Linked DNA regions of Mus musculus: region 2 is linked to region 1. A link is a loop called in an ENCODE intact Hi-C map of the cell type or tissue named here. Cell type or tissue: heart. All regions are shown on one strand. Links, peaks and the distances in the headings refer to the core of each region. The heading gives the core; the rest is flanking DNA. Region 1 overlaps Coro1c (coronin, actin binding protein 1C). Region 2 holds the start of Alkbh2 (alkB homolog 2, alpha-ketoglutarate-dependent dioxygenase).

The links. Hi-C counts contacts between places; a loop is a spot of excess contacts. Peaks named below come from ENCODE experiments on the same cell type or tissue, not always from the same donor. Only the 100,000 strongest peaks of a DNase experiment are listed, where the experiment ranks them.
Region 2: it touches region 1 in a loop (3-fold over the local background); 4 of 42 quality-filtered maps call a loop at or near these places.

Annotation. Positions count from the first base shown.
Region 1 is chr5:113,846,330-113,862,198 of GRCm38, reverse strand. Coro1c (coronin, actin binding protein 1C) reads left to right here. Exons shown (of 11, transcript NM_011779.3): 4 at 9,899-10,028; 5 at 11,367-11,548; 6 at 12,551-12,670; 7 at 13,568-13,672; 8 at 14,620-14,765. Gm52824 (a long non-coding RNA gene) reads right to left here. Exons shown (of 3, transcript XR_003955977.1): 2 at 15,245-15,406; 3 at 13,671-14,952. Among named protein-coding and RNA genes, the nearest start is that of Gm52824, 13 kb to the right of the region's middle. In heart, for the core only: a CTCF peak has its summit at 4,385; DNase peaks (open chromatin) are centred at 3,439, 5,368, 6,158, 7,528 and 1 weaker place; H3K27ac peaks cover 6,165 bases.
Region 2 is chr5:114,121,747-114,137,615 of GRCm38, reverse strand. It overlaps Alkbh2 (alkB homolog 2, alpha-ketoglutarate-dependent dioxygenase), which reads left to right and starts at 9,398. Exons shown (of 4, transcript NM_001359941.1): 1 at 9,398-9,533; 2 at 9,847-10,090; 3 at 11,886-12,084; 4 at 13,362-13,690. The coding sequence starts at 9,877. The coding sequence ends at 13,668. It overlaps Ung (uracil DNA glycosylase), which reads right to left and starts at 6,460. Exons shown (of 6, transcript NM_011677.2): 1 at 6,103-6,460; 2 at 5,340-5,435; 3 at 1,655-1,752; 4 at 1,181-1,269; 5 at 285-463. The coding sequence starts at 6,387. It overlaps Usp30 (ubiquitin specific peptidase 30), which reads right to left. Exons shown (of 13, transcript NM_001033202.3): 13 at 14,692-15,869. The coding sequence ends at 15,828. In heart, for the core only: a CTCF peak has its summit at 3,408 (motif pointing left); DNase peaks (open chromatin) are centred at 6,015, 6,515, 6,775, 9,875 and 2 weaker places; H3K4me3 peaks cover 4,428 bases; H3K27ac peaks cover 4,156 bases.

The sequences.
Region 1 (15,869 bases), core at 3,105-11,104:
TCTTCAGTGCTTGGCTCTATCCCAGAATCCTTTCTGCTTATGGGATAGATACCCTTCTATTCAGCACTTTCCTATTGGCCATAGGGGTATTTATCTATTTATTTTTATTGGTCGGTGATGTAGCCATACACTACACAGGAGGTTCTCTCTACATCCCAGGTTCTTTAAATGGAAAGTGATGTTTGTGCATGCTGGTCTGAGTGCTAGGGGTGATTGTGACCACAGTGTGTCTGCCCGTCCTTGGTGTTCTGGACAAGATCTTGAACCATGGCTCTCAACCTTCCTAACGCTGTGACCCTTTAACACAGTTCCTCGTGCTGTGGTGACCCCTGACCATAACATTATTCTTGTTGCTACTTCATACTGAAATTTTGGTCCTGTTATGAATCGTAATGTAGTGGATATCTGGTCTGTGACCCTGAGGGGCTCAGTACCCACAGGCTGAGAACTGCTGATCTAGATCCGGGATGAAAGCATTCAAAGGTTGGTGTTCAGGTAGTGTTTGCAGTTTACGGCAGGAGCAAGCGGAACCTCCTGCAGGTAGATGTGAACATCTTGAGCTCTGTCGCTTCCCCTCCCACGTTACAAACAACAGACTCTGGGGGAATGCAGGCACCCACCAGTTGTCACCATTTGTCTGGGGTGGAGGCTCAACCTGAACGATATGTGTCCGAGTGTTCACCACATGCGTGCAGTGCCCACAGAGGCCAGCAGAGGGCATCAGATCCCCTGGGACTGGAGTCACAGGTGTTTATGTTATGATCTGTCACATGGGTGCTGGGGTCAGAACCCAGGCCTTCTGCAAGAGCAATAGTGATCTTAACTATGAAGCCATCTCTCCAGCCCCCTAATTTCAAGTCGCCTCCCTGATCCTGGAAAATTATCCCAAACTACCAGGTTTCTTTTTGTTGTTTTCTTGAGATTGGGTCTTGTATTACAGCCCAGACTGATCTCAAGCCCTCAATGTCCTGCCTCCATTCTCAGAGGGCTGAGGCTGTGTGTGTCCCACCATGCCCAGCTCCGAGGCTCTGTGACCTGGCCTTGTCTTCAGTGTTGGTCAGTTTGCTGCAGACTGCTGTTGTTATTTTGGGACACTCTTTGTAGTTCTGGCCTGGAAGGTCTATATAGACCAGGCTGACCTGGAACTTTCACAGACATCCTCCTGCCTCTGTCTCCCAGTGGGATTTGATTTGCACACCTGGCTTTTGCTCCTGGTCCTGTTGCTTCTTACATCTTAGTTACCTCGGAGAACTTGTACTTTTGTGTAGACCACACATTTAATGTGGCTTAGTCAAGTCTTACAGCCTTTGGACAAGGAACGTGGCCCTCTAGTGCTGGTGACCTCATTGTGGCCTGTGTGAAGGCAGTGGTGGCAGTGATGGTACAGTCTTCTGGTGTACTAGATATCCATCTGGCCTTCCCGGTGATAGCGTGCTTAGAAAGCACCCATCTTACGGTGTGGGCAGCGGGAAGATAGCCTGTGTGCTGTCAGCACCAGCTGAGCCCTGTTCTCAGTGTGAGACGCTAAGGCAGCCCGGTGGCTTCCTATGGAGACTTCTGTTTTACAAGCCACTCTCCTCACCCCATACATCAGTCTCTGCAGCTTCCCTTGCTTAGTCTCTGTCCTCGGAGACCAGCCTGAGCACTTGGGAAGGTGACCTGGTGAATGAATGGCAGGAGGTGTTTGCAGCTGAGTGCAGAGAATAGCTCTGACTGCTGTAGCCCACAGAGCAGGTGTGGGCCGTGCTTTGGGCTGGATGTCTTCTCCAGGGCCAGCACTCTTAGACTTTCTTCAGACCAGGCCTCTTGGTCTCTTTATGACAGCTGGGGCCCAGTTGCCATCTTCCCTTGGGCCTTTGCTCCTCTTAGCATCTTGTCGTTATTTTTTATTTGGAGTACATTATTTGTTCTGTCTGTGGGTTTTTTTGTTTTTTTGGTCTTTTTTTTTTTTTTTTTTTTTTGAGACAGGGTTTCTCTGTATAGCCCTGGCTGTCCTGGAACTCACTTTATAGACAAGGCTGGCCTCAAACTCAGAAATCCGCCTACCTCTGCCTCCCGAGTCTGTGTTTATTCTTATGTGTTTGTATGCTCACCTGAGTTTATGTGCACCATGGACCTGCAAAAGACCCAGAGACAAAATACAGCATTAGATCCTTTGGGACAGGAGTTAACAGTTGTGAGCTGATGTGTGGGTGCTGGGAATCGAACCTGGGTCCTCTGGCAACAAGTGCTCTTAACTGCTGAGCCATCTCCTTCAGTCCACCTCTTTCTCTGTGGGAGTGGGAGTATGCTTGTGCATGCCTGAGTGTATGCATGTGTGAGTATATGCATATGAGTGTTCACACTTAATCCCTGTGTGTTTGTTAGAAGTTTCCAGAAGATGGCTTGGTTTGACTTGTTGCTCTCACAGAGTATGTTGATGTTAAGAAACACGGGGCTTGCCTTGCTTTTCTGACCTGTCTTTGTTGTGCCTTTCCCATTCCTATGTTCTGCGGGGAGAGAAGAGGGGCTTTGTGTGGGGTCCTCCCCCATTTCCTACCTGCTCAAATGGGGTCAGCCACTCACCCTGGTTTCTCTCCGATGCCTGTCTTGGCTGTCTTGGGGAGAGGAGCCCTTGCTGATGGGTTTTGAGAACATTAGGCTCAGCCTGCGCCTGCCTCTTTAGTCCTTGGGGTGGAGGTAGGGGGCTCCAGTGATCAGCGGCCGCTAAGAAAGGCAACCCTCTCTCCATTGCCAGAGTGTGTCAGCGACCTGCTCCGTTAGGTCAGAGAAGTAGGGTGCTTCCGTCTGTAGGATTTTGGGGTGCTTTGGTCTGTTACCAGCTTTGTTTTTATTTGAGGTTTGGGGAAGTTCCAACACCAGCTGTAATTCAGACCTCTGTCTTACAGAAATCCTCTATTGCTGCTCCTGCATTGGCAGAGCAAACATTCTGTTAGTTGAACAGTGCTCTGGGCCAAATCTCCTAATTTCCTTCTGTCTTAAGTGTGGGCCACACAGAGGCTACTGTTCACCTACTCAGTGGCTCCGAGTGAGCGTGCTGACAGGCTGGGAAGTGTCAGGGCGGAGGGAGCCTTACAGGCTTGGCTTCCTGTCCCTGCTGACTCCGCCCTCCACCACCATCCCCTCCACCCTGTGCTAAGGACAGTTCAAACTGGCAGGAGGTTGTAGACTTTCAAGCCCCCCTCCCCTCTCCCCCCTCCGTTTTTTTAAAAACAAAAACAAAAACAAGCAAAAAAGACAAAACAAAACAAAACAAAAAACCAGAAGAGCCCTGGATAGTTGCTCAAACACTGGCTAGTGGAAGTGGTGGAAGTGGCAGTGTCCCTGGAGCTGCAGGTGATAGGCAGAGCTCCAGGGTCTTTGCCCAACTGAGGAGTTCCTAGGCGTGCAGGGCACTCTCAGCCTCCACCCCACATAGACAGTAGGGCAGCTGATGTAAGGCCAGGCGTGCGGACAGAGGATCACGCAGAGCTGGGCATGCATGAGGACTTGTGTGGTGAGTGCAGGGCGCGTCACGGACACATGGCAGCAAGAACACCTCGGGCAACATTCTGTAGGAGTACAGCAGAGCCGGCCCCTCACAGAGCTGAGGGGTAAGGCAAAGTTTAAAAACTGCCTTTGGATCGTTTAAGCCCACTGAGTTATAAACATGGGTCTGTTCATTTTATGAACTGTGCTGGAGTGGTGTCTCTCCGTGTTAGAGGGACTACAATCTCCATTATTTGCCTATAGCTTAGAACTTGGGATTCTCCTGCTTGCATCTCCCAAATGCTAGACTACAGACAGGAGTGGGCCATCCTGCCCAGCTTCTCCAGCTTTTTGTTTGTTTGGTTTGATGTTTGATTTTTGTTTTTGTTTTCAAGACAGAGTTTTTCGTGCAGTCCTGGCTGTCCTGGAGCTCTAGACCAGGCTGACCTTGAACTTAAGAGATTCATCTGTCTCTGCCTCAGGAGTGCTGGAATTAAAGGCATGCACCGCTGCCTGGCTAATTCTCTGTATTTTATTTTATTTTATTTTATTTTATTTTATTTTATTTTATTTTTACCTGTTATTGTGGAGGACACCTTTTTGGGAATTGGTTCTGTCTTTCCGCCTTGCTAAGGTAGGGCCTCCTGTCTCTGCTTCACCACATATTCCAGGATTAGCTGGCTGGTGGTCTCCAGGCAGCTCTCCTGTCTGCTGGTAGTCTCCCTCCAGTAGGAGTACACTATCACAGCCGTGTTCTCACATGGCTTCCAGGAACTGAACCCTGCTGTCAGGCCGGCAGCAAACACTTCTGCCCACTGAGCCACCCTGCCAGCCCAGGCTCTCCTTTGAAAGGCATATTCTTTAAGCAGCCTTTAGTGGAGTGTGGTGGGCAGCTTGCATGCCAGGGCCTGCCGTTTGGAGCAGTGCTGACACCAACAGGCAACAGGTAAACTCTCATCCCGGGAGCTGCCCTTTGCTTCCAGCCCAGGGTTTGGTATTGTGCGCTCTGCTCTTTGACTCTGTAGCGTCCTATGGAGTTTTTCGGATTGTGGTTTCTCAGTATTTTACTCGGAGGAATCTTAGCCCCAGTAAGTGGCAGTGATTGAAATAGTTCCAAGAACAGTCAGGCCAGGTTGCACTGCTGTTGGCTGCCCTTGTCTGGGAACAGCATCAGACACAGATGCAGAGGCTGTGATTCAGATTGAGGTGAAAGGATCCCTTAGCTGTCCCCACTGTCCCATCCGAGGCAGTCGCAGATTATCTATTCATAGCGAGTGCTTTCACCTCTCTTCCCACATAGGTCCTTATCTTACAGAAGTAAACAAAGGTAAGCACGGTACCTGGTGTATCTGTGGTTCTATCCTGGATTTTCTCAGCAGACTTTATTCATTACAACAGAAGTAGAAGCCCTGATGTGGGGTGTCCTGTGGTGTGTCTGGGGTACAGATCACCTCCGGGCTGTTGACCTTCGGCAGATCCAGCCTCAGTCCCAGGCTCAGCTTGCCCTCCAGAAAGTGCAGAGGTGCCACGTGCTACCTCGTGAGGCCTCGTGGAGCCTCCAGACTGTTCTGCAGCAAGTCCCTCATCTCGCGTCTTGAGACCTTCTCGCCTTTGTGCTCCCTTTGAAATCAGTGCCCTGGGCTCTGTAAAAACATGACCTTTTGCAAGGAAGCACTTCATGGCTGTAACTCTAGTGTCTTGCTCAGTAGTCAGTTCCCGGCGGGTGATCAAGATAGGAGAGTGGGCTCTGGAAACACTTTGTGTATTTTAAATTTGTGCCATGTTTGAAAAATAAAACCATTAAGCCAATTGCCTTGCTTGCTTATGGGAGCAGGTTCCCCTGCCCTGCCTCCTGCAGCCCTGCTCTCCCGTTCACATGTGGAGGGGACACAGCATGCAGGCTTCGCACATGTGCTCGAGCGTGTTTTCAGAACCTCAGTGGGTTTGCAGTGGTTGAGCCCCGCTTTCATCTGGAAGCCCTTTGGGGCTGATTAGGTTGTTTTCCTTTCTTTCTTTCAAAACAAAACATTACTATGGTAATGTGTCATCCAATAGAATTTTTAGAGACTCAAAGACTTTTTTCTTTCAGTAGACAGGATAGAGACTTGTCCCTGCCGTGCTGAGGTGTTGCTCTGGACCCTCTGTGGAGGGTGAGTCTGACGTCTGCCTCCCTGCTCAGTGAGTGTTTCTGAGAAAGCAGATTGGTGTTGGGGTCCCAGTCTTTAACCACAGGAACAGAGAAAAACTCTCCAACCCTCACAGACAGCATCAGCACAAATTGTCCCAGGCATAAACAAGAGCTTTCACACACATGACATGTGGGATGTAAGTGGGTACTAATGAGCTCACTACAAGACCAGAGTCCTCTCAGAAGTTCTGGGGCTCAAACCTAAAAGTGTGTGTGATCACAGGAGAGCAGAGGTGTGCTCGGCCTTGTCTAAGGCCTGGATCTGCATGTTTGTATTGGATCACTGCAGTGGCACAGAGGAGACAGGACCAGGACGCATCACATCGCTTGGAAACGCAGGCTCAGATGAGGACAGTTTTGTCAGAAGGTTCATGCCGCCAAGAGGAGGGCAGTGTCCAGAACCTAGGCCTTCCAGCTGTAGCTCTGTGTTCCTCCCCATGAGCAGCTTCCTATTAGGGTAGTGCTGTGCAGAACATTAGCTCAGTTGACCTTTCCAGAACCCTCTGTAAGCCAGGCCATGCTCCCTCAGTATAAACACAGAGTTTGGCTCCCAGCACCTAAGGGTTCAGTGCTAACGTGGCTAATTAGCATCCCAGCCCCAGAGGCCCAGGCCAGCCTGCCAGCATGTGCATAAGAATGAGAATAGAGTGGCACTCTGCTCTGTGTCCCCAAGCAAGACCTTCAGTGACATTGACAGGCCATTACCAGAAGTAGCAGGCCCCCTCCAGGCAGAGAGCCAGTTAGTGACAGTGGTAAGTAGGCCTGCAGCACTAGAAAGTGGGGGGGGAGCAGGGGGCAGGCGTGCTGCCTGTGGCAGGGCCCACAGCTCACATCTCGCTCTGTTCTCATCACTCGGCTTCTGGTGTCTTTACATTTTGTTTCTCAGACTCTCCCAGACATCTCTGCTGCCCCCGCCCCTCGGCCAGCCTCTCCCAGGCATTGTTTGCTCGATTTTTAGAAGATGCTTTGTGCATTTGGTGGGTTTCTGTTGAAACTGACTACTTGATTTCCCTGTTTCTTCCCTTTCCCCTGCTTCTTTTCATTCTTAGTTGTTTCTTCAGAGACTCCCTATGGAGCCAACTCCTGTGGTGTGGTCCTGACTACACTTGCATTTTCAGTCAGCACAGCATTGGACACAGTGGACATCGCCACGTTAGCATGCCCACCGTCCACCATCACCCCAGGTTCAGTGCATACCCCGAGACCGCCTCAATGCACATCCCCAGGGCAGTGGAGCGCGCTGCTATGGGTGGCCCACACTTGGGGTGTGTTTGTGTGACTCCAGCACCGTCTGTATTTGGGTGTCAGTTTGTGAGAGCTCAGTTTCCCATTCAGCCTCCAAGCCATTACTACCTGCTTTGTGGCGGCTCCTCAGTAGATGTGTGATGGACCCAGGGCGAAAGGAGCTAAGTCTCTGTGTCTAGTGCATCTACCTGCCATCAAGTCGGCTCAGCGTGCACTGCAGACACCAGCCGGCCTGACTTAAGACACTGGCATATGGGGCTGTTAAGACTGCTCTTCCCAAGGTCCTGAGTTCAAATCCCAGCAACCACACGGTGGCTCACAGCCATCTGATGGGATCTGGTGGCCTCTTCTGTGTTCATGAAAACAAAGTGCTCGTACATAAAATACACAATAAGAAAAAATTAAAATTCTGTCCTATAACAAATGTTCTGCTTTCATCATTGACATTTCCCCTCTACTGAAGCAAGCCATGGGCGAAGGAGAAGTTTAGAGAAATGGAAGCTCGTGCTTGAGCCTTGCTGCTCCTGAGTCCCAGGGTGCAGATTCTGACGACACCCTGCGCCTCCGCCACCCTGCTCACTGTTGCTGGCCTTGGGATCCAAGCAGGCCGAGGCAAGGGCGACCCCTGGGGGTAGAGCGTGGAGTTACCACACTTGCTGTTAGAAGCAAAAAACAACAACCCCTTGAGTCGTTCATGAAGGTTCCTGCAACATCACGCTTTCGTCAGAGTGATCCCCCTGTTCCCGTGCGTTCTCTTCAGCTGCAGTTGTGATTATACTCAGCCAGGTTCCGCTGCCCTACTGGAAAGTAGAGCAGTGGCCCCTGCTCCCAGGGGAGCAGACCTGTGCCAGGGCGAGTTAGGCAAGACCCGTGCCAGCGCCCCTTCTCCTCTGGCCTCAGCTGCCTGTGCAGATGTCACCACATGGTGGGAGCTGGGCTGGAACATCAGGTGACCTCTAGGTTTGGGCCTCAGGAGGTTGGTTTATTTTCCTGTGATTTGCACGAGATGTTTTATTTGCTTCAAGTGGAATCCAGCTATGACAGTATGCAAATCACCCGGGAGGCTGAGGCAGGAGGATCCAAAAAATAATGATTGTCAGGCTGAGAGATGGCTGGGCCACAAAGGGCACTTGCTGTTCTTGGAGAGGATCCAGGTTTTTAGAGGGTAATTGTGTCAACCTTCACTCTTTGTGGATCGGACACTGTGCAGTGATGCTCTTCTGGGCCTTAGGCCCAGTCCACTTACCTGCGACAGTTCTTAGGGAGTAGTTTTGTATCTTGACTCTGAAAGCCTCCATCTTTGCCTGGCGTGGTGCATGGCTGAGGCTTGGGGTCTTGCCTCTGAATTTGAGGTGGGAGGGTTGTTTTTAATTTGATGCCAGACTGGGCCACATAGCAAGACGCTAAATAAAGCAAGAAACAAGGCAGAGAGCCCTCAGCTCCCAGTGTTCATCACTGAGTCTGCTTCCCTCCGCTCGGCCGCGTCCTTCCCTTCCCCTCCCTGTGACAGTGTCCAGTCTGGATGTGCTAACCCTTCTGCCTGTCACCGTCAGTCAGCTGGTGTGTCTGTGCCTGTACGCAGTAAATGCACTAACAATGTTGGCTGGGCGTTGCCCCTCTTGCTCTCTACCTCACCCCCTTCTGATTCACATCCTTGCTGAATAAGGAGCCCACCAGCTGGCCCACAAGCTCTGAGTCCCCCTGTGTCCACACCCCGCCTCAGCAAGTCCTGGAATCACAGGCATGCATGGCCACGGCTGGCTCCTTATTTGGTGCTAGCAATCCAAGCTCAAGATTTTCCCGTAGAGCAAGCGCTCACTCACTGAGCCAGCTCTAGACCCCCAAATGGATTTCTTTCTCTCTTTTCTTAAGTATATACCTCGTTAAGATATAATTGATGGGGCCAACAAGATGGCTCTGCAGGTAAAGGCACTTGACATGCAAGCCTGGTGATGTGAGTTCAATCCTTAGAAGCCATGCAAAGGTGGAAGAAAAGAAGCAACTGTACAACGTTGTCCTCTGACATCCACATGCGTGATACACACACACACAGAGGCATGATGCACACATGCACACACGCACACAGAGGCATGATGCACATACACACACAGAGGCATGATGCACACACACACACACACACACGCACACACACACAGAGGCATGATGCACACACACACACAGAGGCATGATGCACACACGCACACATACAAATACACAGAAGAAGGCCAAGCGTGGTGACGCACGCCTTTAATCCCAGCACTGGGGAGGCAGAGGCAGGCGGATTTCTGAGTTCGAGGACAGCTTGGTCTACAAAGTGAGTTCCAGGACTGCCAGAGCTATACAGAGAAACCCTGTCTCAAAAAAACAAACAAACAAAACCAAATACACAGAAGTACACAGCAGCAAGTAAGGTTGTTTTTTTTTTAAGATACAATTTATACAGAATATGCTCATTTAAAATGTACAATTCGGTGGTTTCTAATATGTTCATGAATGCATATACCCACCAACACAAGTTTTTGAATATTTTCACCATCTCATAAAGGAATGTGGGACGTGGTGACTCACATGATATTTAATACGTGATAGTTCAGAGCTGTCTAGTACCCACTAGACAGTGGTGAGGGAGAAGCACAAAATGACGGAATCCCTCAGAGAACACTGAGGTAAACCCTCTGCTGGCGCACGAGTGTGAACATGGGCTGTGTTTACATGTGGGATGTGGGAATATTTCTACCGCACTGTAGAAAGGAAATCTTACCATAGAGAAAGGAGAACACTACTCAGTCAGAGTGAACAACCTGTGGTTCTGAGGACACCCTTGGCCTGGCAGGTCACAGATAAAGAAAAGTTCCCAAGTGCTTACTTAGTAGATTTACAGTTAAATCAGGCACACAGTCGTCACCTGCGCCTTAGTGCCACTGGGTGGCCATAGTGACCTGGGAGTCAAAGGTGACAGCGGCTTTTAGACCAATAATCTCCTTCCTGTTCCAACAGGTTTGGCAGATCCCGGAAAATGGACTCACCCTTTCCCTGACCGAGCCTGTGGTGATTCTAGAAGGGCACTCAAAAAGAGTTGGCATCGTGGCCTGGCACCCGACGGCCCGCAATGTGCTTCTCAGTGCAGGTAGGAGCCCAGAGGCTGCTTTGCCCTCACCCTGTGATGGGGGGATGGGTGGGACCCCACTGGAGCACCGAGGAGCTATGGCAGACTCCAAACACCTGGGTTTGGACCTTGATGTGTGTGCTCCAGCGCCTTCCCACGGGCCATGCTGTCCTCGCCCACACTGTCCTGCTGGCAAAGTTCAGCCTGTCTGCTCAGCTCCCGGCTCTGAACACCAATGCTGCTTTTGAATTTTTCTGTTAGACTGCTCCACAGTGAACCCTGGCACTTTCTGTCTCTCTACTCACCCGCTTCTTGTGGCATGATTTCCAAGTTCATCTTACAGAAATTTTTGCCTTTGCTCAAATTTTATATTCATTCATTCGTGCATTCGTTCTTTTCCCTCCCTCCCTTTCTTTTTCCTAAAAGCAACACATCAACTAGGTATGGTGGCTCAGTAAGTTTAAGGCTGGCCCAGCCTGCTGGGGACGTGACTCATTCAATACAGGGCTTCAGAACCTGTGTTAGGGAAGCCTGACATGCTGGTGAGCTTTGTTATCCCAGTGCCGCGGAAGCAGAGAAGGAAAGGCAGTTCCCTGGCATGGGTTGGCAGGCCAGGCCAGTGAGAGGCTACTTCAATAAAGACGCACCCTCTGGCCTTTACACGGCGGGGCCAAGCACACACGCATGCATATATGAATACAGAAAGCTTTCGGGGTGATGGCAGTAAGCTTTCTCTTGGTATAGGCATTTGTCAGAACTTACCTAGATATATGTAATGGTTATTGTGAATTACACCTTAACAATACTGGTTTGTTTTGTTTTAATGTATTTCTGCAAGTTGGCCAGATCAGTTTGTAACTAAGGATAGGAGCTGTTTGTGGTGTGTGAGGTTAGGAATGTAATGCCAGGCGGGCGTCTACTGATACAGAAGGCATTGTAAGGTGCCAGCTTAGCCACTGTTGACCCCCCCCCCCAGCCCTCTGATGACCTCCAGAGCAGGTCATGGGCTGGGAAGCTAGCTGAGGGGCAGCATGGCAGAAAGGACCTGTGGGGACCATGCAGCTCACCCTTTTCCTGTTCGCCTTGTGCAAGCCAAGGAGACAGACCGCCTGGCTCCATTAGTCCAGCTGACCCCCAGGGGACTTCTGTTGTGCTGAGCTTCTTGTTGGGTTGACAGAGGCTCTCATGGGGCTGGCTTTAAAGTGTTCATTTACAGAGATCACATCACTCCAGCCTAGTAGGCGGGGCCTCTTGTCTCTAGCACCTTCCCTCCCATGCTTCTGTCCCTGTGGGGCTGGCTGCTTTCTCTGGCATGCTCTGTGGGCCCTTCCCACCTGGTGACTGATCTGCTTGTGACAGGCTGTGATAATGCCATTATCATCTGGAACGTGGGGACAGGGGAAGCCCTCATCAACTTGGACGATATGCATTCAGACATGATTTACAATGTGAGCTGGAGCCGTAACGGTAGTCTCATCTGCACCGCATCCAAAGACAAGAAAGTGAGAGTCATTGACCCCAGGAAACAGGAGATTGTGGCGGTGAGTGTGTCCAGCACACAGCCCTGGTGGCCGGTCAGTAGCCTTTCCTGGGCTCTGAAGGCTGCCACACAGAAGCCACGCTGTCCTTGTGGAGTGTGGGCATCAAATGAGTAGGGAGGTGGCTGCCCAAGTTTCTGGTCTCTCTAGTTGTCCAGCCTTAGCTCAGCTCTGTCCCCTCATGGTGACCTTAGTCAGAATAGCCCAGGCTGGCCTGGAGCACAGAAGTGCACCGGGCTCTGCCTCCAAGTGTTGGGATTAAAGGTGCGCACTACCACACATGTTCCAGCAGTGCTTTAAACAGCTTAGAGTGCCCTCGGGGCTTTGCAGGCCTGGATGAGCTCAGCCAGACTGTCAGGGGTCTACACTGACCACACCCCAGTTGATGCCCACCTGACCCAAGAACACTATCCAGGTGCCCTACAGGCCTGCAGGAAGGAGCTCCTACTGTCGGCTTAGAGACTCAGCTTCTAACACCCAGTAGGACTTCAGCAAAGTCACATTCCCTGCCTGAAGATGCACGCGGTCTTGTCAGGGCTGCAGCTGTGGGTGAGAAGCCCAGAAGCATATCCCCTCAGGCTCTAGGGTGGGCAGCAATCATGGTGCATCTTAACTATCAGCACTGTGTAGGGTGGACAGCAATCACGGTGTGTCTTACCGACCACAGGGACTTTCCAAGTCCGGTTTGTCCACCCAGCATATCCCAAGGGTGTCTACTCGGGCACGCTCATTAACCAGGAAAGGCTAGGAGTGGCCTTCTGTGTGTCCTGTGAGGCTGGAGAACCTATGGGCTGCCCCCAGCCTGCAGGTCACATGTGTGCCAGAGCCCTTTTGACCAGACCACTCAGTGACGCTGCTTTCTCATAAGGAGGGACAGTTGCACCTCCTTGGCCTCAGGGTCCTGCCCAGGAAAGCTCAGACTGGGCCTGTGTGTGGGGTTGGGGGCTTTGCACAGTGAATGTAAGTGTGTGAAATCTGCATCTGCTTCCCCCGCCCCCTTCCCAGGAGAAGGAGAAAGCACACGAAGGAGCCAGGCCTATGCGTGCCATCTTCCTGGCGGACGGCAACGTCTTCACTACTGGCTTTAGCCGCATGAGCGAGCGGCAGTTGGCGCTCTGGAACCCAGTAAGCCAGTTTCCTCCCTTTCCAAGTTTCTGTCAGCTTGAGTGGGGCTTTGGGCTGGCAGAGGGGGTCACAGGCTCCTCAGTGTGATTCTCTGTGCTCTTGCTGTCTTAAGTTAGCAGGAGGGTCTCGTCCTCAGTGGGGCTCAGGCAAGCAGTGCACCTTAGGCCTGCACTCAAGGGGCTCCAGGGTTTCCACTGGTGCTTAGACCTCACAGGGACGGAGCACACAGTCCTGCTCAATGTGTGTCATTCTTTCTTTCTTTTTTTTTTTTTTTTTTTTTTTTTTTTTGGTTTTTTTGAGACAGGGTTTCTCTGTGTAGCCCTGGCTGTCCTGGAACTCACTCTGTAGACCAGGCTGGCCTCGAACTCAGAAATCGCCTGCCTCTGCCTCCCGAGTACTGGGATTAAAGGCGTGCGCCACCACCCCCAGCGTGCCATTCTTTATAATGAGAAAGTGGTGGCTGGAGAGAAATGGCTCGGGTCAAGAACATTATGTCACCTATGGTCACAGCTGCAGCTCCAGGGGATTGGATGCCCTCTTCTGTCCCCAGCAGGCAACTACACTACACTTATGCGCACACACACACACACACACACACACACACACACACACACACACACACGGTTGGCCTGGAATTCCCAGGCTGTCCTTTAAAAACAAAAATCTTTTTCAAAAAGAAAACATCTCAAAAGAGATGGTTTTTGTTGTGGACCCATAATGATGTCTGCATTGATCGTCAGGGAGTTTGATTTACAGTGTTTGCATGCATGAGGTCACCTGTATTTACATGCACGAAGTCACCCGTGTTTGCTCAGACTTGAAGTTCTGCTGGTATTTTTAAAATGTATATATGTGTGTTGTGTGTGTGTTTATGTGTATTTTTTAACTTATTTTCAGAAAAACATGCAGGAACCAATTGCTCTCCATGAAATGGACACTAGCAATGGGGTGCTGCTCCCCTTCTACGATCCGGACACCAGCATCATCTACTTATGTGGGAAGGTAAACGGCGTCTGCTGTCAGGCCAGCCGAAGAGGGCCAGGGCTCGTCCTCAGAACCCTAGAAGCTAGGCAGTGTAACTGACATATTTAATGTTAAAGTGTGTGAGTGAGTGAGTGAGTGTGTGTGTGTAAGAGCACGTTCATGCTGAAAGCTTGTCCTCTTTCACACTAGGTTGCTGGCATTGGGTAGCTTGCCAAAAAAATAGCTGACCACTTCAAACATGATGACCGCAAGCTTTTGTTTTGTTTTTTTATCTATCTATCTATCTATCTATCTATCTATCTATCTATCTATCTATCTATCTATCTATCTATCTATGAATGAGTGCTCTATTTGCATGTACACCTGAGTGTACATCCCATTACAGATGGTTGTCAACCACCATGTGGTTTCTGGGAATTGAACTCAGGACCTCTGGAAGAACAGCCAGTGTTCCTAACCTCTCAGCCATCTCTCCAGCCTAACCATGGGGTTTCATTCACTGCCCTGAGAGCCTTTGGTGCTGTCCAGAGTTAGAGGAAACAGTTGAAACGCTGCTGCTGCTTCTTCTAGAGAGACCCTGTATTGATCGCCCCTGGTTGCCTGTCGTTCCTGGGGCCCGGGAGTAAGGCTTCGGGTGTGCAGCTGCGCTCTCAGCCGCTTGGCTTTGCTTGCTTGACTTCTGAAGCTGGTGCTCAGGGCAGTTGTGCGCCACTCGCTCTCTTGCCCTGACCCTGACCTGATTTCTAGGCCCAGGAGAGGAGAGGCATGGGAGCCCTCTACAGGAAGTGCTGGAGAATTCTCAGGAAGAAGGGGAAACAGTGGCTTGTAATTCAGGCAGATGTGCTTAGAGGAGCAGTGCACAGCTACTGAAGTTAGGTTTCCATGAACTCTGGGTGGTGTGAGTACCACCCACTTAAAGAAAATGTCTGCATCACTGTGGGCACTGACTTGTCTCTGGTTCTCAGGGTGACAGCAGTATCCGCTATTTTGAGATCACGGATGAATCCCCATATGTCCACTACCTCAACACATTCAGCAGCAAGGAGCCTCAGCGAGGGATGGGCTACATGCCCAAGCGGGGCCTTGACGTCAACAAGTGTGAAATTGCCAGGTAAAGAATTGAACCCAACGTGTCCAGTTGTTCATGACGCAGCAGGCCAGCTGCAGGACTACCTCAGTGTGTTTGCAGTTGACTGTGGCTTGTGGCCTGTCCTTGCAGTGGAGCACAGCTGGGACACAGCAGGGCTCAGTGTCTTGTGTGCTCACTTCCTTCATGTCGAGGCTATGGGCAATGGTCCCTGGAAGACAGGTGGGCAAGAGCTGTGATATAAAATGTATTGCAGTGGGAGGGCGGTACCCAGCAGGCTTATGCCAAGGTGTCACCTGAGAGGCCACACCATGCCACAGACCTGGTATAAAGGAGGATTATTCAGGAGAAGGGAAGGAGCGAAGGGGTAAAGGCAGACAGACAGGGACAGAGAGCTGTGAGGGGAGCGAGGCCGACTGGGAACACGTGGGGGGTGGGGGGGAAGAAGTCTGTGTAGATGGCTGAGTAGGTTGCTCTGTCGGTAAAGCTCTGATCTTACTTACAGGCCTAGGTTAGCTTAGGTCCCAGGACCCGTGGTTATCTCTGTGGTGCACATGGTAATCCCAGCGATAAAGAGATGGCAGGTGGAGGAGACAGCAGCCTGGGAGCGCCCATCAGCCAGCCTGCCCTGTGTGGCAGTGCTCCAGGCCAGTGTGGGACCCTGTCTGGAATAAAAAGTAGAAGGCAGGGTCAGCAGGATGGCTCAGTGGGTAGACATTTGCCACATAGACCTGATGGCCAGAGTTGGATCCAAGGGGTCCTGCAAAAGCAGGAGAAGGGGACTGACTCCATCGTGCTGTGGCACACACACTCACATGCTAACACATGCAGAGGTAGCAGTAAGCCGTAAGAATGACAAGAAGGTGGAAGGGGCCTGCAGGCCAGCCCCGGCAGTTATCCTGAGTTCCCATGTGTGCCACGTACAGTGCCTGTACTGGCAGGTGCTGCCTCCTGTGAGGTGTGTGTGTGTGCTCTCTTGTCTGGGGACACAGTGGAGAGTCACTGGGGCATGGCTGTGCGGTCCCCAGCACTTGGCTTGGCTACAGCCATCTTTCACTGGCCTCTCCTGCTTACAGTCCCCAGCTGCATGGGCAGTCGCTCTTCTCTGTAGAGGGCACACCAAACTGC
Region 2 (15,869 bases), core at 2,968-10,967, 280 kb before region 1:
GGTTGTGGTGCCCCCACTGCACAGCAGGTTGACGCTTCTGTTGCTCGCTGCTAACCACACTGAGCACCCATTCCCTCGGAGTCTGAAGTCACTCAGCTGTCAGTGGAAACCCAACTGTGACTACCAGTCTCATTCCATAGCCCAGGCTTGCCCTCGGGGCACTCCTCCCACTTCGCCCTCCGAGGTTCTGGAATCACATGAGCCACAGGTAGACTCTATGCTGTGCACATGAGCGGGCACCCCAGGGCTGCCTGGCTCTCTGTTAATGGAGTTAGAAGACATACCCTGTCAATGACACTGCCCTTCTTCTGAGCATAAGAGCCCCAGAGGAGGAAGACGAGGCCACTCAGGTTCTGATTCAGCCAGGACACGACCGCGTCCGTGAACTGCTCCCAGCCCCTCTCCTTATGGGAATTGGCTTGGTGGGCGCGGACAGTGAGGACGGCGTTGAGGAGGAGGACACCTGTGAGCACAGGGGGGAAGGTTAGAGATGGCTCAGACAAACTGACCATCCTTTAGAGACTACCACACTACCCATAAACAGACCCAGGGCAGGACCCAACTCAGGCCACACACACACTGTTTCAACAGGAGCGGCATGGAGGGACCCGTGAGTCACACACAGGGTGTTATGTTTCATGTCTGCCCTTTTGGCATCTTCTAGTTTGAGGTATTAAAAAACTAAGTGTTCAGAAAAATACAAATCCTAAATGACACCGAAGAACCAGAAAAGAGAATGGGTCCCAAATAGTTGATGGCAACAAAACCAATCTGTTAGACGCCAAGAACAGCCGGCCAGGAGCAAGCAAGCTGAAACAGGAGCGGCCAAGGATAACAGGTGTAACAGGCCTTTCCCCCGCCCCCCCCCCAAAGCCTCATCAGAGCCTACCCCCTCCCACACTGCAGTGTGGCCATGATTTACAAATAAGCAACGGGACGGAGGTGGCTGAGCAGTTGAGCACACTCTATAATCACAGAGGACCGGAGTTTAATCCTCAGCACCCACGTTGGATACACAGTGCCTATAACTTCAGCTCCAGGGAATGTATCGTCTCTGCCTTCCTTCCACCAAAACCAGTACTCATGCACACACATGTACACACACACACACACACACACACACCCGGGGCGGGGCTGGGACCAGCATTGTTCTCAGATAAGCCCAGTCTGGCTTGGTTACCTTGTCGGGCCCACCCTGACAAATCCCCATGGCCAGGATGAACAAAACCATCGATGTCTGTAGACAGCTCTTTAAAAATGTTTTCCAAACTGAAAATGAGACAAGAAAAGCACAGTCAACCAGAATCCCCAGCAGTTTGTAAAATTTGAGTTTCCAAGATGGGCTTGAAAAGGTTAGAGACAAAGCCAGCCTGGGAGGGATCAGCAACCATAGCACTGGCAAAGACTAATACCCCAGCCCTGTCAGGTCACCCCGGCACAGACCTCCACCTACGTGCAGAGTGGAAACCAGGTCAGTGACGTGAAGACTTAAGTGAGCCCTGCATTCACAACCTACTTCCTAAGTGTATATACAAAAGCCCAAAGCAGTGCCAGTCCTCGGTGACCCAGTCCATACCAATAATGCCACCTATAGCCTGCCAGGATGCCAGGAACAGCCTGCCGGAAGCCATCTGCAGGGGGTGGGGGGGTATACCTGGGCGGGGGTGGAACTGGTCTTTGGACACTGAAGCAGAGCCCGTGAGCTTGATTAGGTCCGTGATAGGGATCCTGTCCCAGAATGACAACCTTCACCTGTGAATACGATCAGACAATACCAGGTTCAGTTAAAGAAACACATAGACATCGGAGCCCAGTAGCTGATCAGCTGAGGATTTAAAACAGCAGGGGACCGGGGAAACACCAGCATCCCCAGTGACAGTCTCACCCACCCCACATCCGGCCTCCGGGCAGTGTGGTGTTTCTCTTCACTTCCCACACGACAAAACCCAGAACAAGTGGAGCCACCAGGAAACACACCAAGGAGGGACCATCCTAGCCCACGCCATCACTCAGGGTGGGAGTGGGGAAGAGGCGGCAGCAAGCTAACCATTTCTGTTACCTATGCATTAGGGTCCCTGCAGCCTGTGGACCGCATGAGTGCAGGCTGCCACCCTCATAGATGAAGTCAAACGGTTACACTCCTATACCTACACCACCACTTCCTATGTTGTCACAGTAAGCTTGTCTAGGCCGTCCACTTGTCTCTCCTCATGGGAAACCACGGCTGGGCAAAGAACGCCACCTAAGCCTCCCCAGATCTGCATCTAGACTCCGGTACTCCACAGCACCAAGACAATGAGGCCAGGTCACAGGCGTGGGAGTGCCTGGCAAGCCACAAGGACGAGTACCTTTCTTAAGTGTTGAAAGGTCAACCTCTGGACACAGTCCCTGTCCTTTCTAGAATTTTCTTTTTTTTTTCTTTTTTTTTTGGTTTTTTGAGACAGGGTTTCTCTGTATAGCTCTGGCTGTCCTGGAACTCACTTTGTAGCCCAGGCTCCTTTCTAGAATTTTCTATGTCTAGCACCCTCAAATTCAGCTGCAGGCTTTCTCCTTCCTGTTCTAGGACTCCGGTGGCAGGTCAAGGACAACTGGGGACAGAACACCTGGTTTCCCTGAGCCTGTGGGCTCTCTAACAGAAACCTTCGCCAGACACCTAGGTGTCTAAGAACTAAGAATGAGGGCTTCGTGTTCCACTTTCCGAGGTGTGAGCTGTGGGGTTCACTGAGGGTCAGGCATGGCGAAGCATGGCAGCCGCTCACCTGCTTCACAGCTCCTGCAGTCAGCTGCTTCCTAACTGACTAACCCGTGAGATCTCCAGGGCCACTAACAATGACAGAGGAAAGAACCAAAAGCCTCAAGATGCCCCCGGCAAGCAGAGATCACCTACCTGCCTACAGTGTAAGGGGAGACGAGGGCTGGTGACAGGCAGGGGCAAGGCTGGGGTACATGACACAGTCCTGCCTAAAGAGCGCCCCATATACTGTACTTCCACAGTTCACATGGCCTAGACACGTACTGGAGTAACGGCAGGTGACACACGGGAGAGCTGGCAAAGGCAGACAATAGGTGAGAGCCTATAGGCGCCACTCAGGCCTCCTGACCAACTGAAATGGAAGCAGTCAGAGAACAGCTACTAGCAGAGCCTGGGAAGGAGGGGCAGGGCCAGCAGGCTGGAGGAGCAACTTCCAGTGCTCCACAGCACACAGTGGTAACCTGCAGTAACCGCAGCTGATAACAATTACATATTCCAAAAATAGTTACAAGTTCGATTGAGGACCAGAAGGCTCCCAGTATGTAAAGATAAAGGCTACAGAGATGGTATGGTGCGGCAGTTAGTTAGGAGCACTGGCTGCTCTTGCACAAGACCTGGGCTCGCCTCCCAGCACCCACAGGGCCCTCTTCTGGCCTCCGCAGGCACTGCATACATGTGCAGCAAAGACAAATGCAGGCCAAAAAAAAAAGCCAAATCTTTATTATAAACAAAGACAGGAGCTGGAGAGATGGCTCAGAGGTTAAGTGTCCTGGCTGCTCTCCCGGGGGAGCTGGGTTCAATTCCCAGCAACCACATGGGAACTCACAACTGTGAACTCCTGTTACAGGGATCCAACGCCCTCACACAGACACACACGCCATCAAATTAGCAATGTACATTAAAAATAAAAAATGAAGAGTCGGAAGTAATGCATGTGCCAAACAGACTACAATGCCACCACACTCTGTACAACAACCACTATGTGTTGCTTACAAACGTAAACTCCAGGGTTGAGATGGTTTAGTGGGTAAAGCTGCTTCACTCCCCCATACCCTGAGTTTAACCTCAGAACCCAATGGCAGAGGAAAGATCCAACTCCTTTAAGCTGTCCTCTGACTACAAGTGTGCTGTGGTGTGCAAAGAAAGGGTAATCCTCCAGTTGCACTAGGGTGACAACACACACACACACACTCTCTCTCTCTCTGTTGTTGTGTCTCTCAGCGCTCTGGGGCAGTCCCGGGAACGACTCTGCCTGTACTGTGTGACATGAACCAGGGCTGCCTGCTCAGGCTACAATTCCAGGTACTTGTGGGGTGAGGGTGGGGCATTAAAACCCCAAGACTACCCATGTGTGGCTCAATGGCGAAACACAGCAACCAAGACCATGAATTTGACCCTCCCAGCACTGCCAAAGGGAAAAAAACAAAACAACAACAACAAAAAAAAACCAGAACAAACAAACAAACTAAACTGAAGAGTTTTGTTGTTGGTTGGGGTTTTGTTTGTTTGAGACCCTATACTTTTTTGAGAGAGGGTTTTTCTCTGTCTGGTCCTGGAACTTAACTCTGTAGACCAAGCTGTCCTCAAAAATATATTTATATCTTTTTTTATATTTGCCTCTATATTTGCCTCTATATTTGCCTCTTCGCCTCTCAAGTGGTGGGACCAAAGGTGTGCGCCACCACTACCAAGCTAGACCAGAAATTTAAGGTAGGCCCGAACTAGAGTATGTTCAAAGCCAGTCTTGATGACGTACGTAGATCTTTCTCCAAATAAAAAAAAGGGCACAGGTCAGAGGTCCTGGCTCAAGCCATGGCAGATGAGAGGAACAGTTACAGAGTGATGTGGCTCTCTAAGCCTGAGGTCATGCAGTCTCTGCCCAGATCTGCACGCCCAGCTGACAGTTGTTGAAAGCTGACTATTCAGCTTGTGAGAGACCTACTCATTCTCTTTATCTCTTTACCAGCTCTGAGAAAGACTGGATGAGGAAGACAAAGAAGCCATGACAAGGAAGACAGAGCTAACCAAGGGACTCAAGTCACCCGTGGGTCAGAATGAGCCACTCGGTTGGATGGTCGTTCATGCAGGGAAGTGACACAAGCTAGGTAGGCAACCTGAATCTAGTACCTGCAGGCCATCCCTTCTAGTCTGTGCAAAATACAACCGCCCTTGTTTTTGACTTCTGTATTATTGAATCAGGGTCTCAAGTGGCCCAGGCTGGGCTCCAACCTTCAGGTGCTGAGATTATTAGTATATGGGGGCCACAATTTTCCCAACACATCTTGTGAGCAGAAATAACCTCACTTTTCCAGTCCTGCGTTGCCTACACTCAATAGACTGAGATAAACTAGCACTAACTATAACAAGGGAATAATAATAATAAGCAAGCACACAAGCAAATGTATACATGCATTTTCTTTGTTTGGTTAAAAGACTAAACAGCTGGACACACACACAGCTTTCTACCCGGAACACAACCAAACCCGGCACCTTCCATGTCTACCATCACACACTCACTACGAAACAGCCCGTGGCTTAACTGAAACACTGTTAGATTCCTCTCTAGCCAGACCCCAGCTCCACTCACATCTCGGATGTCGCACATCTGGGTCCATGTGAACACCTGCTCCGGGGGCGGATAGACCTTGTGGTGGTTCCTTTCTTCAGCAACAAATCCCATTAGCTGGTTTAAAAGATAAAAGGAGGTTTAAAAGCCCATTCTTACCAGAAACTAAGAATTAGGATTGAAAACCTATTTTATAAAAGGTGTTTGAAACCTCGTCTATTTGTGTGTGTGCGCGCATGATTTAAACCCAAACTTTTTTTAAAAAAACAATTGAAGCCAGCATAGCACCCTTTCCCCTCTTGGGCTGGACTATTTTCATTTCACAGTAACTCCGCCCCCTCTTCTTTTTAAAAGACAGGGCCTCCCATAGCACAGAATCTGAGGTTGGCCTTCACCTCCAGCCCCCCAGCTCTCAAGGGTTGAGATTACAGCCTAAGGCCTCGATCGTCTTTCCTGACTTCTAATAAAAGACCAAAGGTCATTTCATTCACTCTTGTTCACTACCCCAGGGTTTGTTGGCTTTGGGGTAAACCAGGTGGCTTACAAAAAGCCACGAAGGCAGCTGGCGCCCAGCCCGCCAACCTGATTTAACCTCCGGACCCACGTGATAGTGAGATATTTCCCCAAGTTGTCCTGTGACTTCTATGCGCCCTCCTCCACGTAAAACGAAGCCACGACGCCACCTTCCTGCCCTTCATGTAACCCAGACACACCGGCATCGTTGTCAAGTGTGGCACGGAAAGGGAGGGGACGGGGGAGGCTGGCTGGACCCGAGCCCACCGACCTTGACGAAGTACGGCTTCCCGAACTCCCCGCACAGCTGCTGCTTCCAGCTCTCGCCGAAGCCGGCAGGCACGTTGCGGGCGGCGAGCCTGAGCAGCGCCGCGGCCTTGTTCCTCTGGATGCGGACGAGCTGCTCGGCGCTGAGCGGCGAGCCTTGCTCGTTCTGCTCCACCCGGGCCTTCTTGGCGGGGCTGGCCTGCCGGGAGTCAGAGTCGGGGTTGGGAGTCAGGCTCCGGAGCCCCGCTCTCCGCGCCAACCGCAAAGACCGCCGCCCCAAGACGCCCATGGTCCAGCCGAGCAGGGGACCCGCTGCACCCGTCTGCGCTCCCACGCAGGCTTTTCGCGGCAAAACACCTCCCGCCCCTTGCCGCTTCTGATTGGACTATACAAGGGCAGGGTGGGCACGCTGCACACCGATTGACTCTGAGGCGGCCGAGCTCCGTCCCCATTGGTAGATGTCTCGGCATGGCGGCCGTGGACGCGCGCGGTTGTTTTGGACCTCTAAGGTGTCCCAGTCTGGCTGATAAACGGGGTGCGCGGCTCTCCTGCCCGGGACCCGCAGCACCGCAGTCTCGCGCTGCCTGGTGCTGCCCCGCGCGCCTCACCCAAGACCTTCCACGTGGGCTTTTCGCGGCAAAACAGCTCCCGCCCCTTGCCGCTTTTGATTGGACCACGCGAGGAGCAGGGCGGGCACGCTGCACACTGATTGGCTCTGCGGCGACCGTGCCCCATCCCTATTGGCTAGTGCCTCGGCGTGGCGGCGGCCGACAGCGCGCGGCTGTGTTGAACCCCTAAGGTGTCCCAGTCTGTCCGAGCAAGCGGCGTGCGTGGCGCTCCTGCCCGGGACCCCGCCGTACCCCCGCGTCCCGCGCTACCCCGCTCGTCTCACCACGGCATCGCCGCCGATCTCGGCCGCCACTCCGCTCCCTGGGACCGGCTCCGGGCTGCGCGTGGTCCGCTTCCCTGTGGGGGTCGGAGAGAAGAAAGAGTATAGGGTCTTCTGGCCGATCATGCCTGCGCCGAGCACGGACCTCCGGGACTCCTGCAGCCGTGCTCACGGTAGGCGCGCTGCCACCTGCGCGGGCTCCCGTTGGGGGCGGGGAGGCTGGCTGGGCAGGGGTCGGTGAGGCCCAGCGCGCATGTGTGGGAGGGGCTGAGGCCCCGCCCCCGGGTGGGTGGGGCTTAGGAGGTAGGGGGAGCCTGCTGCTTACCTACCTACCTGTCCTAGCTCTAAAGCGGGGCTTTCTCCAAGTCTTACTGATGTAAAGATTGAAGGCCTTTAACCCCGAAATGTTCCACTTCCCCAGATACACCTCCCTCCCTCCTTTTCAGTCCCCTTTGGGGATTGAACTCAGGGCCTTTGTGCATCCTGAGCAACCGCTTGACCACTGAGCCATACACCCCCTTGTACTTTTTACCTCCCACACTCACGTCAGACATACATTCAGTTGTGCAGCTTTCAGTTATATCCTTCCCTCTAATATAACAATCCCAGCTACTCTTTTCTACTGAGTGATCTTTTGCAGGTGTAATTTATTTATTTATTTTTTTTATTTTTTTTTTTTTTTTGGTTTTTCAAGACAGAGTTTCTCTGTATAGCCCTGGCTGTCCTGGAACTCTCTGTAGACCCGGCTGGCCTTGGATTCAGAAATCCGCCTGCCTCTGCCTCCCAAGTGCTGGGATTAAAGGCGTGTGCCACTGCAAGTGTAATTTAAACCTCGACCGACCGCTGCCCTGGAAAAACCCTCCTATGCCGCCGTGTGTCACAGAGTGGTGACACACCCTGTGAGCCCAGCATCTGGGAGGTGGAGGCAAGAGGATCAGGAGCACAAGGCTTGGCTACACAAGCTGTTAGGGGCTAGTCTGGGCTACAGCCTCCCAATCTGAACTGACTAGACTCCCAATTTAGCAGTTCTCCAGGCGGTTTGCCTTTCCGCAGCGTCCCGCTAAAATCTTCGCATGCTATGTTATTTTGTCCCTTACCTGGAAAGCTTCAATGCTGGCTTAGGATTCTTCCCTGTAAGATCCTCTTCCCCATCCCCCCCTACTCCCTAGCCTGTCACCCTGCTCACAACTTCCATATTGTACAAAGAAATCTTGTTTATCACATTGCCCCTTTTTTGTTTTCATCTCCAAAATACAACGTGGATAAGACAGGACCTGCTGTGCCCTGCTGGTGTGTGACAGCAGAGAGCACCGTGTGCTCCCATAGGCAGCACTTTAGAGAGATATAACACGTTCCCTCTGGTCGAGGACCAGGGCGTTTTCTCAATGAAGTAAACTCAGCATTCACAGAAAAGTTTGAGCTTGAATATTTATGGTGATTTTTTTTTCTTCTGTGCCACCAGGAGCAAGAAATGACTGTCACAGGTCTTTCCATACCAGCAATGGAAGGAGAAAAACGGTACAAATGTCCTCTATGTTTATACATAGTATATAAATAAAATGGCTGTACTTGAAGCTAAAGATTAAAAAACACAGCTGGGCAGTGGTGGCGCACGCCTTTAATCCCAGCACTTGGGAGACAGAGGCAGATGGATTCCTGAGTCTGAGGCCAGCCTGGTCTACAAAGTGAGTTCCAGGACAGCTGGGACTACACAGAGAAACCCTGTCTCGAAACAAACCACACACACACACACATACAAAGAAAAGAAAAACAAACAAAAACAACCCCCCCAAAAGATTAAAAAACACGGGGGCAGGGGCAGGAGAGATGGCTCAGCGGTTAAGAGCACTGACTGCTCTTCCAGAGGCCCTGAGTTCAATTCTCAGCAACCACGTGGTGGCTCACAACCATCTGTAATGGAATCTTATGCTCTCTTCTGGTGTGTCTGAAGAGAGCAATAGTGTACTCATATAAATAAAATAAAATAAAGATTTTAAAACACGGTTATATCTAAAAGCAGTGTGCTTACAGAAATAAGTCAAACGCAAAAGGCTATACAGCCTCTAATCCATCACATTTATGTGGAATCGTGAAGAAGAGCAAGCAAGGAATAGCTGACAAATTATGTCGGAACCTAAGGGAGGAAGGATTCTATGGGATGGTATAACTGTTCTCCATGTCGACTGTAGTGGTCAGACAATGCTGTGTCTTTGTCAGGAGTGCAGATTCATACACTGCCCTCAAGCCCCCCAGACAGTATGCTGTAGCACACTAGGCTCGTAGACCCCAGAACTGGTCCACAGGCCTAACCTTGCTGAGCCATCAGGTGAAGGCAGCATCCTGCGGTGCGCAGGGAGACCGGCAGGGGGCGCTGTGCCCGGAAGTCCCGCGTAGGCGGGAGGGGCGGGGTGAGGGTTCCTGGGGCTGCGTGTGTCTGTGCAGAGACCTGACCCACCGCTCCGGGCTCTCCGGTGGAGCCCGGTTGCTCGCCCGTGCCAGCCCCTACCCCGCGGGGCCGCAGGGCAGAGGCAACCCTGCTTTTCTGGGTAACTGGGCGAGCCTCATGCCTCTCTGCGCTTGCGTCTTCCCATGTGTAGCCTTTTGGGTTTGGGCAGCCGTTTGCAGCCAAAGCTCTCGAATTCCGAAGAGGACGGACGGGTCTTTAAAAGTACTCCATTCCAGGGCGGGCCTGGGGATGCGTGCCCGGGATTCCTACCGATGGGCGCCTGGGGCGTGAGGACAGCGTGGTTCGGGTCAGCTTGTGCTAGGAAGACTTAAGCTACAGGGCAGGCTCCCCGCCTGGATGATGCCCGCCAGGCACCTCCTAGGAGGTTTAATGCGCTCTTGTTTCCTTTGTAGGACGCGTCTGAGCTGTGAGTGGGCGGCGGGATGGACAAGTTCCTGGTGAGGCCAGACCTCCGCGACCTCCAAGGGGGAGGGGAGGAGCCCGCCCCGACGGGAGGAGCCTCGGGCGACCTGAAGAGCCCGGACTGGCGACACCTTCGCGCGGAAGGTCTGAGCTGTGATTACACCGTCCTATTCGGCAAAGCCGAGGCAGACAAGATTTTCCGAGAGTTGGAGCAAGAAGTGGAGTATTTTACTGGTAGGCGGAGGTCTTACGTGCGTTAGGCTTGTGCGAGGACAGGATGCGCCTTCCCTGGGAGAAGCGTGAACTTCCGGCTGTGACGGATTAGGTCACGGTCTGGGCAGCTCTGGTTAGGTTAGGTTATGGTTTGGCATACGAACTGTCCACGAGGTCTAGAACGAAATTATTTGGCAACTGATTGGAATTACCTGGGAAGTTAAAAAACTAAATAACAAAAAAAGCAAAACAAACCCCCAAACCGAACCATTCTGGGATCTTCGTGATACTGATTCAAAATAGCTGGAGGCGAAGGTTAGGCCTCAGTGGTTTTTGTTTTTTCGAGACAGGGTTTCTCTGTGTTGCCCTGGCTGCCTTGAAACTCACTCTGTAGACCAGGCTGACCTCAAATTCAGAAATCCTCCTGCCTCTGCCTCCCAAGTGCTGGGATTAAAGGCGTGCGCCACCACTGCCTGTCGACACCCTGTTTTGTTTTGTTAAAGACCATAATTAAATAAATGTATGAGATGAGTCAGCAGTTAAGACTAGTTGCTGTCCCAGAGGACCCAAGTTTGGGTCTGAGCACCCACATGGCAGCCCACAATCCTCTGTAACTCCAGTTCCAGCTACTGTGGTGCCCTTGTCCAGCCTTCGAGGGCACAGACATCACAAGCAAGCAAAATAAAATATTTAAATACATAAAATAAAACAAAATTTTAAAAAGGAAGGGGAGAATGATGGCCTCAGGGGCCTTCTCTTAGAAGGATTTGGTTCTGGACCAGGGACAAAGGGAGTGTGTATTTTGTATATCAAAGCAGACCAGGCCTCCAGGTTCTTCCAGCATCCCCCTCCTCCCCCCACACACAAGTCCTTTCCTGACATACCCTGCCCCCAACCCTGTTTCCAGCCCAGGGGTTGAGCAGCCCTTCCCCCAGAGGCTCTTCCCTATATGATCCAGACATTGTGGTCTCTCCTCTTTCTCTTCTCTCTGTACACTCGAGCTCTTTTTCTATTTCTATTTCTCTTCCTCCTCCCCTATGGTGAATTCCCTGGCCAGTGAACTGGCCCCAAGAAACTGCATTTAGTATTATCTAATCTGTCTTGGCCCATTTCACCCGTGGCAGAGAAATAACTTATCACAAGTCACCCATGTTTTGTTTTCAGCAATTTCATGCATGTGTATGATGCATTTTGGCTGTTTTCACACACCCCCGATTCATCACCCTGACTCCTACAGAACCCCTTTGTCCCAAGCCCCTGTGGTGCTCTCATGTTATTTTGTTTTTGTGGCCCGCTGGTTTTAATGCTATTGTGTCCACATGCCTTGTGTGTCTGCACATAGTGTGTCTACATGTCTCATGTGTCTGCACAAGGAAGCCACAGAATCCAGTGGATTTTCAGTATACTCATGTGCATTCCTTCTGCCCCTTGACATAAAGCCCAGCTGGAGACCGCTTCCTCACTGAGACATGGCCTCTCCTGAGTCTGGAACTTGCAGATCCAGTGAGGCCAGCTGGCCAGTGAGCCTCCAGCAGTGGGATTCGAGGCATACTGAGCAATACCTTGTGGTGGACACTTTACCAACTGAGGCATCTCTCTCTTTCGTTGAGACATGCTGGCTTGGAATTTGTGTTCTGTCTACTTCAGCACCAGAGTGAATACTTGGGACAAGCCACAATGATTTAGGGTAAGAGGTTCCCAACATGGCGTTTTACAACGTGAGCAGAGGGAACGTTGTTTCTGCTTCTCCACCTTTGAATGTGCGGAGCTGTCTGCACCCAAGGGTCACTGGTGGAACTCCCGTTCTTCTACGCAGGTGCACTGGCCAAGGTCCAGGTGTTCGGAAAGTGGCACAGTGTTCCCAGGAAGCAGGCGACCTATGGCGATGCTGGCCTCACGTACACGTTTTCTGGTCTTACCCTGACACCAAAGCCCTGGGTTCCTGTTCTAGAGCGTGTTCGAGATCGAGTCTGCGAGGTGACAGGACAGACCTTCAACTTTGTACTCGTGAACAGGTAAGGCTTCCTCCGAGGAAAGCCGTGCTCCTTTGTGACAACCCTTCTATAGTGCACCAGGCTAGACAGGTGGCCGTGCCACTCTTGCAGAGAACCCAAGTTCAGTTCCCAGTCCTGGCTCTGGCAGATCCAACACCTCTGGCTTCCGTGAATAACTGTACTCATGCCCAATTATCTTTTTCTTTTTAAAGAGGGGAGTCTTCACAGAGCTTGTGTGTAGATGTGAGAGGGGTTGGACCTGTTACTGGGAAAGTTAAACATACTGATAGGATTGGGGATAGGGCTGGATTTGGGGTCCAAAGTACTTTGCTGTACGGAGTTGACCTGTGTGCCAGGATGCTCAACACACCCCCAGCCTCAACCCTGTAGGTGCCCGTAGCACCTAGAATGGGTTCCAGTATAGCAGCCAACAGGGCGTCTTGATTCAGCCTGGCTCCGAGGCCTGAGCTAAAGGGGAAGCCATTTCACTTTAGGTGGTGAGAGGGAGGCTCCCAGGGGCTGGGACGGCTGACTTGGTAACTAGCTAGAGAGCCGGAGATACCCAGTGTTCAGAGTAGAGCAGAGGGGGCTTACGGTGGGTGCCACTGAAGATCGGAGATGGAGAGGGAAGGGTGTGGAGGGAAGGGCTGAACTGCGGGGGGGGGGGGGGGGTGGTCAGCAAATGTGGGGAGGAGCTTGTGACAGGCTTTCGGGCTGTGAACCTGGAAGGCGTAGCTATGTGATGTGATGGGTGAGGCCTGCAGGTATTGTAAGAAGCAACTTATTAAGTGTTCTATGGCTGTGAGGAATGCCACTGTTAAAAAAGAAAGCATTGTGCTGAGGCTTTCTTTATTGAGCTTGCTTGTCTTAAGAGGGTGAGTCTGTGATCATCCTGGCAGGGGGAACAGACAGGCATGGCACTGGCACCATAGCAGGCAAGAACAAGTGACACAGACAGACAGACAGACAGACAGACAGACAGGGCCTGGTGAGAGCTCTTGAAACCTCAAAGCCAAGCCCCACCACAATGATATCTACTCCAACAAGGTCACACCTGCTTGGTCCCAAATAGTTCTACTAGCTGGGGACCAAGTGTGCAAACAGGACCCTGCAGAGACCATTCTCATTCTAAGCAGCACACTCAGCACGGACACCCGAGGCCGGGCTCACCTGTGCGCCTGCCAGGCTACGAGGTTGCGAAGCCAGCACTGCTGCAGGCTGCAAGAGAGTGAGGCAGCTCCATTAGCAGCTGAGGGAGCGAGGTTCTTCTGAACTGATTGCTTGCTTGCCCACTGTAGGTACAAAGATGGTTGCGACCACATCGGCGAGCACAGAGATGACGAGCGAGAACTGGCTCCGGGGAGCCCCATCGCGTCTGTCTCCTTTGGCGCTTGCAGAGACTTCATTTTCCGGCACAAAGACTCTCGAGGGAAGAGGCCCCGGAGGACAGTGGAGGTGGTCAGGCTGCAGCTGGCACACGGAAGCCTGCTGATGATGAACCCCCCAACCAACACCCACTGGTACCACAGTCTCCCCATCCGCAAGAGGGTCCTGGCTCCGCGGGTCAACTTGACTTTTCGGAAAATTTTACCTACTAAGAAATAAAATGTCTTTATTTATTATTGTATTTGGGGGGGGGTGTGTGCATGTGTGTGCACATATGTGGACATATGTGTGTGTTATGTGCATGCACAGGGAGGCCAGAGGTGCCAGATCACCTGGTACTATAGTTATGGGTGGTTGTGGGCTGCTCAACACAGGTACTAATGTGGAGACAAATCTGTCCAGCCCCTAAGAGCCATTTTTAATAGTCAGTGCTCTGTGCTTTCTCTTAGCTGGAAGGAGTTGGTGTTTGCTTTACCACAGAGAACAGGAAAGGTTATAAAAACATAGGCAGCACCCAGGAGGAGGATGCCATGGGACACCCACCAAAAAGACCACCCGTCAGGCCTGGCGTGGCAGCACCCAGGAGGCAGAGGCAGGCCATCTTCACAAGTTGACAGGTAGCCTGCGGTACATAAAGGACTAAAGCACCGCACTTGGCTGTTTCCTAACAAAACCGTCTTTATTGCAGTAGTGCTCAGCAGGTACAAAGGCTTCAGCAAGTCCACACTCGGCAGCCTACGGCGGAAGTACTAGCTTAGCTTACGTTTCTCCGGGAAGTAGGTGCCTACTGTGAAGAACTTAAAACTAGGAGCCATCATTGGTCATTACCTAATGTAATAATTTACAAAATGAGGAAGGACATTAGCGCTCGGTCAGGGTGACACATCTACAGCGGCTCACGCACACAATTGTCCTCTCAGCCACCTCAGGAGCAGCAGGACTGGTGCCTGGGGCCCACAGCCCTGCACGGTGCTCTATGGTCACAAGTGACTGCCGGCTTTTGTGTTCATCTCAGCCCGGAAGCCAGGTCTGTGGGGCTGCTGTGTCGTGGAGTCCAGCACAGCATAGTCTCAGAGTCTCAAGTCCTCAGTATGCACAGTGAGATCTGATCTCATAGCTGATGCCTAGGCACATCTGGAATGTCTGCCAGCTCACCCCCGGCAGAGAAAACACATCCTTGGCCTTACCTCAGTGACCTTTGGATAGGTCAGGTTCCAAACCTTAGACCAGAAGAGTCAGTTTGAATTTGGTATCATTTTTAATTACACACTTAGCTAACATCTAGGTACGTCAGTGCCGTCACGATCCCCCCCTGGCTGTCCATGAGGCTAGTCTGGAAAGGGGAGAGGCCCAGTGTACCGTTTGCTTATTGAAACCATGAGAGTCACACACTCTTAGAGCATGGCCCTAAAGCCAAACTGCAGGATTTTGCTCCACTTCTGCTCAGGTATCATGCTGCTTCCGTCCTTACCGTAGGCTGACTGAGAAAGCAAGGTCCAGAGAGACTGCCACCCTGGGTTAGGGCCTGCTCTTCCTACCCCAGCTGTCAGGTCACCCTGCCCAGGTTCTGGCCTGTAAACCCTGTCGTGGGCAACTACTAACAGGAAGCGAGCCATCTTCCGAAGCGGATCAGAGGTGCAGATGACACAGCTCAGGAAGAGTGATCACTCCTGGTCCTCCGTGGGCGGCACAGGGAACTCGAGATTACAAAAGGCGTCCCCAGAGGTGGGAGGTGTCTTGAGGCTTTGGGAGGAGATAAGGTTTTAATGATGGAGCCCAGGCTGGCCTAGAACTTGCAGTGATCCTCCTGCCTCAGTCTCCACGTGCTGGGATGCCAGGTTGAGCCACCACACTGTTTTAGGCATTCTTGAACTATTCTTTTGGCCTCTGAGGAGCCTGGAAGGACAAGGCTTTCCCAGCGTCACAGCTGTGACTCTCAGGTCACGCTTGGTCTCACAACAATGGGAAACAAAGGCACTTTTTCTTCTCAATTGTTGCCTTTAATAATTTCACTAATTCTTGTCAATAATATTTACGGGCCTCCTTATTAAAAATAAATATCTATGGTGAAATGTCAGGGGCTAGCCAAAGGCTGCCCTCTGAGAACACCTAGCATATTACAGCAGAGAAAAGGTGGCTTCTGGGATCTGCTTCTTTTCATTGCCTCTGTCAGGTAAGACGCTCTAGACACACAGGACATCTTCCAGTTCACCCTGGCAGTGCTGTGTGGGTCTGGCTCCCTTGTGGAGCCTGCTCTCAGAATACACAGAAGGCTGAGGGCTCTAGAGGGCTGGCTTGCACGTGTACACGTGGCATGCCTTTGCTTTTATCCTGGACAGTGTGGACCTCACCATGGGCCCTGGCTCTGGGCTGGCCTGTCACTCCTCAGACCTATACTCTCGCCCCTGCTGCTGCACCCT